Linked DNA regions of Homo sapiens: region 2 is linked to region 1. Evidence: chromatin loops called from intact Hi-C (ENCODE). Cell type or tissue: heart right ventricle. All regions are shown on one strand.

Region 1 (8,000 bases):
GAACAAAGAACACTCGGGCGAGGAGAGGCTGAGGGGAGACCCTGATGCTGAAGGGTGAAGCACAGTCATCACTGAGAAAGAGACAAGTGCCATAAACTTAGAGGAGTCTCATTTGCTTGGCCTCCTGCATTTTCTCAGGCAATTTCCCATGATGCACTACAGAAGTACCACTATGCTAGACCATTCCCATGATAGAAATGAATCAAAAGATTTAGGAAAAGTCATAAAGAAAGTAATTAGGGACTCGTTCTGTATAGTGGGTTAGCCACCCAGAAGTGGGTTGGAGTCAGTGGATTAGCCAACTGGAAGTAGGTTGGTCTTCGCTCGGAGCGCGGGTGGGGCCACGGATGGGTGTCGATTAGCCCAGGCAGAGACTATAGCCATCACTGAAACAGCAAGGCCTGCAGGAACCTGCAGTCTATGGCCACACTGGGAGGAGTTGGAAGAATGGTAAGAAGAGTGCTGCTTCTCATTTTCTAAGATCATCTACAGCATCTCCTTCATTGCTTAAGCATCTGCCATAACCCAAGAGGGATGAGGCTGGCATTGGTCTTTGTGAGGGGGACTATGACAGTGGAATTTTGCTTGCCAATTGATCTTTCATCATGTAAGTTAGCTAGTGTTGGTTTTTACTAGGGAATGTTGGTAGTGGCAGCTGTTACCTAATGCATGTGGAATATCACTGAAGCCTGATTTGCACTAAAGGGTTGTCTGGAAAAGCCTCAGCTATGTGTTCATTGTGCAGAACAAAGCCCTAGGGAGCCAGACAGACCTATTTTCGTGGGTTGGATGTGTCCTTGCCTGGTACAGGGGGCTGGGGGGGGGTGGCACATCTAAGCTGCCACAGATCCATCTGCTGGCACTAGCACAGGGTTGAGATGGATTTTATGTCCAAACCTGGGGAGAGGTTGGTTTGTTTTAAAGCAGGAAAGGATTTCTAGAATAAGAGTTTTCTTTTTTCTGGAATTTAAGCTGGTCACCTTCAGTTTTTTTGTACATCTTACAAATGTGCAAGCTATAGTATTAATAGAAATGAGTTAAAAGCAAACTGGTTCTCCACTGCTTTGCAAGCAGCCACATGGGGGTGTCAGTGAGGGTAACCCTGAATCTACAGGATGGATATGGTTTGCCAGGTGCACAGGAAGAGGATGGACACTGCATGGGCTCAGTGTGTGTTTGAATGAATCAGTAATTCCAGATGGATAAAGCATACACAAAGGCCCAGAATTATTAGAAGGAGAGAGGAGGAAATTTGCATTCCAAATGTAATTTTTTGAAATTCTATTAGGGGTGATTTTTAAGGTAATGACAGAGAGATTTTACCTAAGGAGGGCCATGAAAGACTTAATTTACCACCTGAAGCATATACCCTACATAAAAATAAACGAAGGGTTTAAACAAATGGGGATCCTCAGAGACCAGGAACGGGGTAATAGTTTGGGCCTGAGTGTAGCTGCTGCGCCTGTGGGACTATGGTAGACTGAGATTTGAAACCAGATCTAGTCACAACCCCGTGAGGGTTTCTTTAGCTCTGGGTGTCCGAGTTCTTGGACCCTCTTTTGACCACTGCCTCCTCCCTTCACTTGGACTGTTCTGTAGCCACCCTGAGAAGCTGCACAACCCTGGAAACTCTGAACCAGGATCGAGGGGAAGAAAGAGGAATGAGGGCTACTGTGGTGAGGGAATAGGCCTTCCTTGCCCTCCTGCCTTCCCAGTGACGTACCCAAAGCCCGAACTAGAGAAATTGAGACAGATCCACTCAGCCAGGCTTTGGGTCTTACCCAGTTTTCCTCGTGTCACGAACCCTCAGTTTCTCCCTGGAGAGCGTTTGTCTAATGTGGCTCAGTATCATTTGTGAAAGGGTCTAGCTAAGCGTGGCTTCCATGTAAGTGATCTAAGGGACGGAGAGTCCTCAACATAAAACTAAATAGCCATGCTTACAGCCTCTCTGTTCTGCTTCTCTTTCCTCCTCCCATTCTCCATTTCCTGCAGAAGATGAACAAGTATTTCAGTCTGTTCAGGCTGCTAGAGCAGAGTACTGTAGACAGGGTGACTTATAAACAACAGAAATTTACTTCTCACAGTTCTGGAGACTGGGATGTCCAAGATCAAGGCGCCAGTAGATTCAGCGTCTGCTTGAGGCCCCATTCTTCATAGATGGCACCTTCTCACTGTCTTCACATGCTGAAAGGATGAATAAGCTCGATTGGGCCTCTTATCAGGGCACTCATCCTATTCATAAGGGCTCTAACCCCATGACAGCCACCTCCCAAAGGCCCCACCTCCTAACACCATCACCTTGGGTGTTAGGATTTCAACATACACATTTTGAGGAGATACAAACTTTCAGACCATAGTAAGAAGTTAGAGGAAAGATGTGTTCCAGCCTATGTTAGCAGGAGACGAAAGCTCACTTCCAGCCTGCGGGGAACCGCACAAGCAGAAAGACCACTCTGTCCCTGGTTAATAAACGCTCAGTTGCCTGAAGGGAATGACCAGAGTGCTGTGGAGAATTGGACGTTTTGGCCCAGGGTCAAGCTCCAGACAACAGCCCTGTTGTTTCTCCCTCAGACTTACACATTGGTTATTTCTGCTTCTCTCTCTCTCTCTCTTTTGGGTTTTATTCACAGGAATTGCTGGTCATGTCTTATACTATATTTTGGGTGGTTTTTTTTCTTCACTCTCACTCCCTTGCAGGTACATTCATTAAAACTTGCCCTTGAAGGCGTGGAAAAGGAAAGGGATTTCTACTTTGGGAAGTTGAGAGAGATCGAGCTACTCTGCCAAGAACACGGGCAGGAAAATGATGACCTCGTGCAGAGACTAATGGACATCCTGTATGCTTCAGAAGAACACGTAAGTGTGAGGAGCATGTGACTCCTGTGTTCTAAAATGACTCTCTTGGTCAAAACACAGTAGATCAGCACTCCTTAGAATACTTCCCCAGGACCTCAATGAGAATTACTGCTCAGCCAAGTGCACCTGATAGTCCCAAAGGAATAAACATCGTTATCATCATGATCTATTGACCCATGCCTGTGGGACAGGCAGTCATAAATTAATCTGGGAAGAGACAGGTGGGGTGGGGAAGGCTTTGACAGAAAAATATGCTTATGCAGCCAAACTGCAAGTGGTCTGCAGCTCTCTGAGCAAATGAGCATTAAGAATTTGTATACGGATTCCTCCTTCTTCATGCAAGTACAGAGTGTAGTTAAAGGAGAAAATAATCTAGATGCTTTTCCCATCCCCAGAAGCCCCATAATTGACTGTTTTTATTTCGTAGCTGGTTGTCTTGGTTACTCATTGCCAGGACAGACTAGAGCTGTGGGACAGCCACATGCCCATCTCCTTTATGGGGAGGAGCTGCCACCAGAGTTGCTATTCACAAGTGCTGCTATTCACAAGTGCTGCTATTCACAAGTGCTGATGGAGACCCAGGATGTGGCTGTGTCAGGGTGATGAAAAGCAGATGTGAGAAATGGAGGAGGAATAAGAATCTAGGAAGCAAGGAGAGAAAGCGGGGCAGGATGCATGGCAGAGACTGAGGCAAGGCACCCCGGGTCTGCCAGTGCCAGGAGAGAGAGGCCCAGCAGCCAGAGGTGGAGGTGGGAGCCTGATGTGGCTTCACCTTCCACAGAGCCAAGTTGAGGGGTTGGGGTGTCCAGCTTCTCTTATGCCAGGCTGATGCTAGTGGAAGTGTCCCGGTCTCTGGGTGTTCTGAGCCTGTGATGTTCTGAGGGCCTCCAGTGGAGTTGTATGTGTTGATATTTCTATAGGACATAGCAAGCCATCAGCAAGTTTACTCTCTTATTCCAGCTGAATCCCAGGCAAATGTTTACTCCATTTATGCCTCAAAATACTAGCAGTGAAATTCTCCTAAACTGTAAGGCACTGTATCTGTGGTTTGGAAGCTCTTTATCACTTTTTTTTTTCACTTCTTCCAAATATTTTGATTTAAATTATTTATTGGTTATCAATAGCTCAGAATTTGAAGCCCTGATAATCCACCTGGTTTCCATGATGGCTTCATAAAATACGGTTCTCAGTATTTTCAGATCTGATGGAATAAACCAGAGACTGATTTGTAGTATGTCTGCAGCTGCCACAGTGTCACATATATGACGTCCTGTGTGTACAGAGTGCTTGCCCTCTGTAAGCACTAGATGGACTATGGTTATTCTCTTCACAAGCTTATTTGAGGCTAAATCAGCTGAGATCTCCACAGCGCCATGAGACTGAGTGAATGGCGCTGCTGTCTGCGATAACGCCTGCTAGTGGGAATAAGGCCGGCGTGCAGGATCAAATCTTCTTCCCAGCCCTGCACTTCAAACGGGGAAACCCTGAGTCTAACCTCATGCCAGATTTTGTCCCAAGAGGGAGTCCATGTGCAGGAGCACTGTCTGACAGTGAACTCCAAATGAAGTGTTGGAGAGGTCCACTGAATTCCCGGCTAAGATAGGTGGACAGCCTCAGGCAAGAGCCCTTGCCTCCTGGGTGTGATTTCCAGGGGGTCTACCTAGATGACCGCACTCAGTTTCTGTTCTGCCATACCCATCACCACCCGACCCCACACACACATACATCCCAGCACCACCTTGCCACCATCTGGATTCAGAGAGCCATTCCTGCAATGTACATGCAACTAAAATGCAAGCACCCCAAGAAGAAATAACACTTTAAGGCCTCATCATTCATTAAGACTAAATAATAAGTTTAGCAGACACCTCTTCTGAGACACCTGGTTGGGGTTTGAGGTAGAAGGGTCTAGGACTTGACGTATATTAGCTTATTAGCTCCTATAATTCTCTAGAGAATCCTATTAGGTAGCTATTGTCATCCCATTGTACAGATGAGGGAAACTAAGGCAGCAGAGAGGTTGAATAACTTTCCCAAGTCTAGGAGCAGAATAATTTCCATTTGAACCCTGAAATCTGAATCCTGAGTTTATGTTCTCCCTTCTCCAAGTCTGAGGCACCTTTTAAGTGCTATTATGACAGTAGTAATGGCTAATACTGATTGAGCATTTAGCATGTGCTAGGGATTGTATTCATTTACTACGTAGATTACTGACCTTAACCACATCCCTGTGAGGTGAGTAATTACTTATCTACATTTTACAGATGAAATTACTAACCCAATGGCTCATAGTTAATAAGCTCCAGCACTAGGATTTGAACCCAGGTTTATCTAACTCAGAGGCTAAAATCATAAGGACTGAGTTACCTCCCTCGCCGAGTGGTGGGTACCATGGAGCAGGGAGGAAACGAACATAGTACTAGTTGGGGAAAGCCTCAAGATTAACTGTCTACTTGACAGTCTTCAGTTGAACACGCCCTGTGTGTGAAGAAGAAAGTTTCCAAATTTTTACGTGGGTTTTCTCTAAATAACTCCCCTTACCTCGTTTTGTTGATTTTCACCTTCGAAAGCCTAGTTGTGGCCTCTTTTTCGGGGCATTCATCTGATTTTAAATGAGCATCCACAAAGAACTTCAGTTTTCTTCTAGCCAGTTTGTAACTTTTTTAAACCCACTTTGTTGTTGTATCTCTGGCACTGCGCTGACATCATCAAATAGCTTTAAGGGAAGGAAGAGAGAGGGAAAGAGACAGAGGCATTGCCCTGTAAGTATATGCTGGGGAGTACCCAAAATTCAAGAAGAGAATTACTCAGAGTAACCAGGCAGTTGAATCTGGCAGAGAAAACAGCCTTAACATAAATTGCATGTGTGGGTTACCAGAGCAAGATGTTCAAATGCAGTTACTGGCTTAATTTTTCTAGTTCCAGGATATTTTTATTGCAACTTTGTGTCTGCAAAACTCCAAAAGAGACACATCAGGCTATACTGAGTTTTCTACAGAGAGTAAGCCGTTTGATCTGGAATATGCCAGGTGTCCTTATTTGGAATGTGACAAGACCCATTTGTTTAAACCTTGGTTTTTATGCAGAAAGAAAAGGAAGGCTGCAGTGGGCCTGGATGCCGTGCTGGGTGCTTTCCATATCCTGTGCATGCATGACTCTGCCGAGAGGCTCAGGAGCAGCTAGATACTCTCCTTTCTGCCCCCTAGCACTCCACCTCCCAGAGGTCCAAGAAATCATCCTAGATATCTTAAAGCCTCCAAGCATTTTCATTTCTTCCTGAGAATATGGAATCTGGTTTCTCTGGAACCACCCAGAAGCACATAGCCAGTCCTACACTGGGGGAGTGAGCCTTCCTAAAGCTGTACCCTTGCCTGCCTTCCCCTATGTCTATGGTCTGGAAAAGCAACGGTTTTGAAAAACAATGTGCTTAGTGGTTACGATGCCATCATACACCACTGCCCCCATCTCTGGGAATCCTGCCTTTGCCCCACTGTGCTTTCCCCTGACATTGTGTCCTGTTTTCTGGCCAGCCCCACACTTGTGTGATGGGTAGATTTGCACCCATGTGCAGGGATGATGTACATGGCGTCTGGGAGGAAGTGCCAGCACTTTGTTCATGATGCTGTTGGTACAGCTGTGTGTACAGAGCTGAGATGGCACAGATGCCTGGTGGTCTGCCTTTCCCAGAGCCCTCCTGGAGCTAGAAGGCCAGGTTGCAGCACATGCTGTTCAGCTAAACATAGATGGACATGCTTTGCTTTGACATTTGAGGTAGGAGTATTTGCTGGGGAGATCTCTTCCCCTGAGTGATTACTTAACACTCTTATTTTGTGATGATTGGCCTCTGATTGTTATATTTAAGCCATCCCAGAATATGGTGTTTGGAAGATGTGAAAATCCAGGTGGGAGTTTTGAGCAGAAAATCAACAGAGGTGGTTCAATTCCCAGTTGTAGAGACCTAATGGAAGTTTCCAGAGCAGATACTTATTCTCATTATGTTTTCCCCTGATACGTAACTTGGAGCCACAGGAGTCTGGGCTGAAGCATTGGTTACCTGCTCCCTGTGGATTCTGTCAGCTGAAGGGCACCAGCTTATGAACAGTTACTTGTTTCCTGCAGGGACAGGCTGTGCTTCTGTCACTGGAGGGCCTCTTGTCACTGGACTAAGTGCTGGCTATAGAAAAAGACCCAACCCTACCTCAGAGGAGCTCCCAGTCCCAGTAAGGGAGACAGACAGGGACATGACTAACTGGAATATGTGTCAGATGATGACAAATGTGATAATGGGGACATAAATAAACTTGTGTGGGGAGCAGATAAAAGCCGCCTGGAGGACCACGCAGAGACTTCACAGCGAAGATGGCATTTGTGTTGGATGTTACAGGGTGACTGGGAACATCAACAGCTCTAGAGCTAAGGTAGGGAGAAACTGCATGAGCAAAGCAGAGAAGAAAGACCAGCAGCCACAGCTGGCAAGGTGGCAGGAGACAAGGCTGCAGGGTGGTGCCTTCCACAGCTAGGAAGCCAGGAGCTGTTGGAGCTTCCTGATGGGCCTTCCTCTCTCCTTTGCCCCCATTTTCCTCCCACAGTGGCCTAGAGCCTTCTTCAATACCATCTTCCAGTTTGCCTCTCTATCTAATGATTATAAGGAAACTAAAGAATGATAGTTTTCTTACAATCACTCACAGCTCAACGGAAAGATGTGAATAGATTGATACGCACATATTAGAATTATTAGGTGATGCTCTGGTGCATTAGTCTCATATTTGGTATAGGTTTTGCCTGGCCTCCTACTTAGACATGGGTTTAAGTTCTTCATTCTCGTATAAGGCATAGAAAAAGATTGTTTTTTCCTGTGAGCCTGCAATAGCATTGTGTGGGCTGTGAGCTCTCAGTTGTGATTTGTAACACCCCAGAATTACAGATGTGTTCTGCCAGACTCTCAGACTGCCTTAACTTGCAGGCCAAGCATGAGCAATCCATTGATAAATTGGGAGCTTTGCTGGTATTTCCCAGTGAGAGTTGTCTGGGGTCCACAGTTCCTGCAGATGCATGACATCACAGAGGGGTCCTGTGACTGAGATTTAAGCTGGATGTGCATGAGAAGCAGCTGCCCTGGGCATCTGGAAGCCTCAGAGCCATAG
Region 2 (8,000 bases), 51 kb before region 1:
CATATCCATTTAGCAGAAGTCCTTTAAGCATCTCCTCTAAGAAAAGAAAGAAAGTCTTTATCTCCATCCTTTACATTCTACTTGAAGAAATGAGACATATCTGGTAATTCTACTAATGACAAGGGTGTGTCCCAATGGTATCATCATCAAGAACTTTCTTACCAAAAGTAACGAGACAGAGACATTTGCTCCTAGTCTTATGAAGTTCTTCCTTCTCCACCTGCTGCAAGTAGAGTGGGGAAAGAGCCGCCTGTTCTCTCTGATTGTTCTCCTTGTTCCTTTTCTTCCTCTAACTTCTTTCCCTCCAAGCAAGATGAGGTGGCTCTGAAATTTTGCCACCTGCCATGGAGGAACTTTGCAGCTCTCTCAGGATAATTCTTGGCCAGTGAAACAACAACCAGGATGATGCCTCCTTAGACATTTGCATGTGCATGTCTCTGCACTGTCTACATTTGAATCCCAAGAATATGGTCCTTTTCTTATTTTTATCCCAGGCTAGCTTTTGAACAAGCTTGTACCTGAGAGAACTACACATCCTTATTTCCTCCTTTCTATGCTATTGAGGAAATTACAACATCTCCTAGGATAATTTTCTTACAAGCTTGGTTCCCACAAAGGATTTACTTATCAAGTTATCACTGTTTTCCATGTATTTAATCCAGTTCAATAAACCTGTATTGCAGTAGCCATGCTAAGAGGCTCCATCAGTACTTCTCCAACCCCTTCTTTAATATGAAAAGTTGATGGTTTCTTAGTCTTACGTAAAAGGACTTACTAATGCAACATTTAAGAGTAGACACCGATTTCCCATCCAGCTCTATCCCTTCATTCCCATGTCTGGTTTCCCAACTCCAGCCAGATTGCAGCTCCTGAACTTTTTCCATATAGCCATTCTAGATCTGCCAGTGGGTATGGTAGCAGACACTGTGCTAGTGAAGTAGAAAGATGAATTGAACATCATCCCCAGTCTTAAAGATTTACTCACCAGTCAGCCAGGAGAGAGAACTAATTAAAATGTAAGTCAAATCCCTGTTAGATTTCTGTATCCAGTATAGTGAAACAATTTTGTGTTGGAAACAGGAAAGCTTCGTAGAGGAGGTGATGTTTTGACTAAGCTTTTAAGAATGAGAAGTTATTCAAGTATAAAAGAGGACGAAAGGACATTTTAGACAAAAAGTTTGATCAAGGCAAAAAGAAGTTGCAGTGTTTTGTGCATGTACATTGCATGTGTAAGACATCTGTAACATTAAAATTCAAGGCAGCGAAAGAGGGACAGTAATACTTCAAGTAATAAGTGCTGTATTCAAAGAAAGGAAAGATTATTTCCATCTAGAAAAGCTTTTTGTCTTACCCTTGTTTGGGTCTTTGGCCAAACAGTCATTCAAATTTAGTGGATGGTCAATAAATATTTATGAAGTTGAATTGAATTGAAATGCTATTCAAACTAGGATTTTAATATGGATAGGATTCAGACGGAGAAGAAGATGGTGATTTTGAGGAAAGTTACCATTTAGATATCATTTTGATATTCTACACATTGCTTTATTTATTCCTGCAGTCAGCAGATATTTATTGAGTACCTGCAATGTGTCAGGTGGTGGATTAGGATTGGAGGATACACCACTATACAAAACACAACACAGATCATATCCAGTTAGGACCTATCCCTTTACTACCAAAGTTCTCCCTGACAGGTCTATTCAGAGAGAGCAAATTCCTTTTTCTCAGCTTACCTGAGTATGAAGCAAAGGCAGAGAAAGGCCCCTGGAGAAAGGTACACGTCCAGCCTGTCTTGCCATCATTCAGTGTAGGGCACTAATGGGCAGTCTGTACATGGAAACATCTGAAATATTAGCAGGCATCTGGTTTCTACACAGTTAAGATAATCAAGCCAAACATCTCCAAATTCTTCTGCTCTTCAAAAGAAAACATTTTTCCTAACCAATTTTTTTCTGAATTGTGTTTTTAAATTTCTAGTTTATCAGACATGTAGACACTATTAAAAAGGAGTGTCAGAAATCACTGTCAAATGTTTGGGCATGTTAGAATTGCATACCTGGAAACAGAATAATGAAATTGCTTGGCAACTCGTAAAGACACCATCATTTTTCAGATTGCGTTTTTTTTTTTCCCACCCTGAAACCATTACGTAATTCTGACAAATAGCAAATTACCTGTGTTTGTCCCCTCCCTCCCAAGGGTGTGTTCTTACCCAAATATTAATACTCATAAGCTTTTTATGACCAAATTATTTGACATGAGAAGCATATAAATGTGAAACTAATGCGAGTCCTGTTTCCTGCAGTTTCTCTTCGCATTCTGCATGAGGAGGATCGTTCTCCATTTTCATTTCTTCTAGATTACATTTGTATGACAGCTCATGGAAGAACTTTACAAAAGTGTAGAAGGAGCCAAATTTTAATGAAAAGATGTACATCAACTTTAAAATTGCGCAGAATTGTGTTAAAATCTACTATTTAAAAACCTCACAGAAATCTTTTCCTGCTTCTTTTTTTTTCCAAAAATTATTCCATTCTTTTATTTCTACTGTGGTCATATGATTGAATCCCTGAAGTAAATACTGTGCATTCTTCAAACTGATTTGGGATCCTTCTGATACTAGAGTGTACCTAGAAAGCAAAGTATATTTTGGGATTAACCTGGGAAATATAAAGAAAGCAACTCATAAAGAACAATATTCTGTTAGTATCACAGTCTGCACGAATGTTATGTGGTGCCTGAATGTGAGTTCCTCTCTGTCTGTAATTGCTGGAGGCTTCCTTTGGTGCCACACCTGGCCTTCTGGGCTTTCTCTGGACGGGACTCTTTTCAGGGAGCTGCCGGGGAAGGAGCATCCTCCTCTGGAAAGTGGTAATAGGGGATGTTATTGGTGTAGATGAAAGCTAGAGGACTGGACTGGGGAGAGTGGCCATAAGTATGGAGTTCTCACCTGCAAGTCTTGGGGAGAGGGTGAAATGGCTGAAATCTGGGGAAGAATCCTGGAGCTTCTAGTCTCTAGTGCCAGGGATAGTGACCTCAGCCTCAAAATGAGCAACTTGAGAAAGGGGCGCATTGTGTAGACGTGGACCGTGGGTTTGCGCTGGTCCACTCATACCAGTATATTTTACCTTATACTAAAAGCCTCTCTGTGGGCTGCCATACATAGAGTTCATGTAGTGGCCTGGCCTGTATAACTGTTGATAGTATGATGTGGGTAATGGTTCAGTAGAAATTCTCTGAGAAAATGGGGAAAGGGATCAGCTTTAGGTTTCTTACTTGCAATTTAATTTGACCTAAAAATACATACGTTCTGGGCCGGGCGCGGTGGCTCACGCCTGTAATCCCAGCACTTTGGGAGGCCGAGGCGGGCGGATCACGAGGTCAGGAGATCGAGACCATCCCGGCTAAAACGGTGAAACCCCGTCTCTACTAAAAATACAAAAAATTAGCCGGGCGTAGTGGCGGGCGCCTGTAGTCCCAGCTACTTGGGAGGCTGAGGCAGGAGAATGGCGTGAACCCGGGAGGCGGAGCTTGCAGTGAGCCGAGATTGCGCCACTGCACTCCAGCCTGGGCGACAGAGCGAGACTCCGTCTCAAAAAAAAAAAAAAAAAAAAAAATACATACGTTCTGAAAATTAGAACTTAAAAATGGCATTCTCTAAAGACGTTTGTGCCCAGAAATCAGCATTGGTTTGCCTACCAAATTAGTTAAGCTTCTTCTTTTCCTGGCATTTAAAGCCTTGAGCAATCTAGCTGCATTCCACCTTTCCAACATTTATCCCCACAGCCTCCCTACCCATAACCTGTATTTCCTCAAACGCACGTTTCACTTATATGCCCTGATTCCTTGTCTTTGCTTGGAGTATCTCCTTTGAAATTCATATCAAATGCCACTTTGCCCTATTCTTCCTGATCACATTCAACAAAATGTGAGCTCTCTCTCTCTTTTCAATGATCAGACCTTTACAAAGCCTTACGCTCATTGAGTACTTGTTTTAAGTCTTCAGCATTCGGAGTTAAGCTCCTTGGGGACTGAAATGATCATGCAAGTTTGGCTTGATTTTATGTGTTTGATAATACTGATTACTCTTTGTTGTTTTTTTATTGGGCAGACTTTGAACTAACTGTATGGAACTAATATTTATGTATCTATATTTATAAATATTACTAATATTTATGTATCTAGGCCATACAGTTTAGCACTTATAGTTGTTTTGTATTTTTGCTGTTTTTCCATGTGTATTTCTCCAGACTCTCAAGACTAAGTTACTTGGTTCTTATTAAGACTAAGGTCATATTCCTCAATAAGTATTTGCTGGTTTGTTTAACATTGCTAAATAAACAAAGTGACATCTCTCCATGCCACCTACAGATGGGCATTTCTTTAGAGGTGACCTATGACTACAAAAATTAGATAAGATCTCATATCTTTTCAGATTCTTACCTTCTACTCAAGCTCTTCTTAAGTCTTACCTTAAATTTAAGTCTTACCTTAAATTTGACCTTACATATTTAATCAATCCTTTAAAAAATAAAGCACCTTTTTGTCCATTAAAGTAGAAGGGTAATACAAGTGTGTGAGAATACGTGAGTGCACATGTGGAGAAGCTATATCCCATGATATTAGAGCTTTATGAAACTTTCTATTTTCATGACCCTAATGAGAAAACTGACTTCTTCAGAATGGGTTTCATATGTAACTTTCGAACTTGTTTTTCATTTGTAGTAAAAGCTTTTTATGTCCCCTTTGCTCCTCTATCTGGAATGTCAAATTCTAACTTTAGCTCCACTCTCAGACTCTAGCCTGTGAGACATCGCACTGCCAGTTTCAGTATCAGCCTCCCTGGAAGCCAGTGACATTTTGTCCTGCACACCATTCCTGCCCTGTGCTCCCAGTGCCTCTCCTACTTCTTCCTTCTTGGCTCCTCTGGAGAAGCCAAATCATATTTTACCAAGTCAGACACCTTATTTTGGTAAAATTTGATGAGCACATTATCCTACAAGAAATCACTGGTGTTAGAATCTAGGCATGAAACTGAGCGCTGGCCACTGCACCATTAATCAGCAGACGAAAAGAAATCTGAAACCAATGAGATATTTTACTTGCCAGTAAAATCTCTATTTTCTAAAATTTACTTTTTAATAAAAATGTTGATACCTAAATCTTAATCAAGGGCTATTTGTTATATAGGTTTTTACTCCATTGAAATTTCCTTTTGAAAGATAGTAGAAAATACTCTTTATTCTTCCATGATGTTTCTATGAAGAAGCACTTTTAAAATCAATTTGTTACAGTAATATTAATATCTGATCAATTTTCTCTACAGCAGGCCTAACATTTAATGTAGTTCTGCAGGCTTCTTAATAAATTCAGATTTAAACATTACATTACTTTTTGGTGAAACCCTGTCTCTACTAAAAATACAAAAATTAGTCCGGTGTGGTGGCACACACCTGTAATCCCAGCTACTTGGGAGGCTGAGGCAGGAGAATCACTTGAATCTGGGAGGTGGAGGTTGCAGTGAGGCAAGATTGTGCCACTGCACTCCAGCCTGGGTGACAGAGTGAGACTCCATCTCAAAAAAAAATAATAAATAAAATAACATTACTTTTTAAAAAAGTATTCTTGGTTCTTGTTGAAAGCAGGTTATAAACAGAGGATACTGGCACCTTTAACTGCAGTTTGGTGCAGGCCTATAAGATTCTTAAAAAGGTTTTAAGATCATATGAATTAATGAAAAACTGAGGGCATTTATCAGATAAAAGACCAATCACATGATTTGACAAGGCCTTTTAATTAATCTGCTGATGCTCTTAAAAATCTGCCTCTCTGCCTGAATGATTATTACTAGCTTATTTCTTTTCCTGTACAAGAAAAGAGATGAAAATGTCCTTCAACAGTTTATTCTGTGTGTTCAAGGGAAAAGATGGGGTGCTTTTCAGCACTCTCTTCAGTTCACATAAGCCGCCTCTGTGTCTGTAGGAGTTGAAATCTTCCTGCTGGCTATTACTCCTTTTCCTCTACATGGGATCAGTTTGAAAGCTACTTGTCTTTGGACTTATTTACAATAGGAATAAAAAGCTTCTGACAATGTCAGGTAGTGGAGAGAAGCAGGAAGCTCAGCTGAGGACCATGGGAATTCAAGGGAGCAATCTCAGTTGAAACCGGATTTCTGAACTCTTGATCTTTATTTTGGCATTTGTGGCTCGGGGCAGGTAAGGTAAACAGTGTCCAAAGTTCCCCTTAACAGACTGAAATAATACTGTGGTAACTGAAGCTTTCAAGCTGCTCCTCCATGCCAGGAATGTGAAGGATGCCTATGAAAACAACAAAAAGCTACTACTAATTTAATCAGATTTTTGTTAGATTAGAATGATACAGTTGAACTTTGGGATTTTAAATTCCTTTAAAATGTTAATATTTCAAAGCATTATTTCACAATTGCCATTAAACTCCTTACAGCATGTATTTCTGTAGGTAGAGAGATTTCTGCTGATGTGCTGGAAATATGTAACCTTGTATTTTGCAGCCTCACTTTCCTCTTTAGTAAAGCCCTGATTTCCCAAAGGGGAATGCTTCCTTCAACACGAGGTTTGGGCTTAGGTAATAGTTGCAGTTCTGCAGGAACATCAGTTCAAGGAATGATGAGCTGAATGCCAAAATAAAGCTGGGATGACTTTATGATTATTGCGTATGAACAATCTAATATGAAGGAGATTTTTCATTGCTAATATTCAACTACTGGATAGAAAATATGGCTATGTTACTGAGTTTGTTAATGTCAAGATCTCAAAGAGAAGTACATGGAAGATAGGGTCACCAGAACTGAATCTGGAAAGGGTGTGTGTGCCCCCAGGAATATTCCACCAGAGGCAGCAGTGTTATTAGTAAGTCTCCTCTTATATTAACTATGACAAAAGCCAGTGATGGCTAGAAGCAAGAGCACTGGCAAACATCTTGGTCATATGAAGATGAGCATCATTGTCTCCTAATTAGCAGAAATATCAAGTATCCCTTAAAAGAGAACTTGGTGACAGACTGAGAATTAGAAAATCATCTAATTTTAGAGACCAGAGATCAGTCCAACACTGACGTTTTGCACATAAGAATACTGTTGGCTTAGCAGAGTGTGACGACATGTCACTGTTCATTCAAGATGAGAAGGCTCAGATCCAAAGGCCAACATAGTTTTCTGTTTCCTGCCTTCCCATTCTTTGTTGATACTAGCTTGAGATAATAAGCTTTTTTACAAATCATTTACCTGTAATGATTCACATCATGAAGAGTATGATCACATGGATGTGTCCAATTAATTGAGGTTGTTGTGCTTTTCTTCTAACCTTTCATCAGTACCAAATAAGATTATGGAAAGTGAAAAGTTGTAACTAAATCCCTCAGTGATATAGGCATCTCTGTATAATAGTTCCTTGGCCTGTGAGGAAATCAGATGGGCAATTTGAGTAGCTGTTTGTGGCAGAACCCAATCTGGCTTGATGTGTTTTTCCACAGATTGTGTTGCATTTCTGGAAAAGTGCTGTGAGACTTTTTTTGACACCAATAAGATATATATATACATGTATATATGAGATACATATATAGATATGTATCTCATATATATGGGCGATCAATAAGATTATATATAGAGATGATGTTTATTTTTATATACACATTGTATATATGTAAAATGAAATTCTTATGAGTGTATATATACTGAAATGGAAAGTCATGACATTGGAGCAGATTAATGATCTATCAAGCCCAAGATTCTACTATAAATAGAAAAGGTATAGCTGATACTTCTAACACCAGTCCAAACGATTTATATGTTCTCTTGCATTTTCCTTTATATTTCCTTTTAGAATTATCTATAAAAATCTATAAAAATTTCTAAAACTTAATCTATAAAAATTTCCAAACACTCTTTGAACCTTTCAATTTTTACATATAATTTCCTAAAAGCAGCATAGAAAAAAGGAATGTTTTTCTTAAAAAAAAAAAAT

Evidence for each region. Peaks named below come from ENCODE experiments on the same cell type or tissue, not always from the same donor. Only the 100,000 strongest peaks of a DNase experiment are listed, where the experiment ranks them.
Region 2: a loop joins it to region 1, with 2.4 times the contacts of the local background. A loop is called at or near these places in 12 of 110 quality-filtered maps.

Annotation. Positions count from the first base shown.
Region 1 is chr18:35,129,335-35,137,334 of GRCh38, forward strand. MAPRE2 (microtubule associated protein RP/EB family member 2) reads left to right here. Exons shown (of 7, transcript NM_014268.4): 6 at 2,698-2,856. Among named protein-coding and RNA genes, the nearest start is that of MAPRE2, 92 kb to the left of the region's middle. In heart right ventricle, no CTCF peak of the experiment used is centred here; no DNase peak of the experiment used is centred here; H3K27ac peaks cover 3,851 bases.
Region 2 is chr18:35,078,696-35,086,695 of GRCh38, forward strand. The region is part of intron 2 of MAPRE2 (microtubule associated protein RP/EB family member 2); the gene reads left to right. Among named protein-coding and RNA genes, the nearest start is that of MAPRE2, 41 kb to the left of the region's middle. In heart right ventricle, no CTCF peak of the experiment used is centred here; a DNase peak (open chromatin) is centred at 4,865; H3K27ac peaks cover 6,646 bases.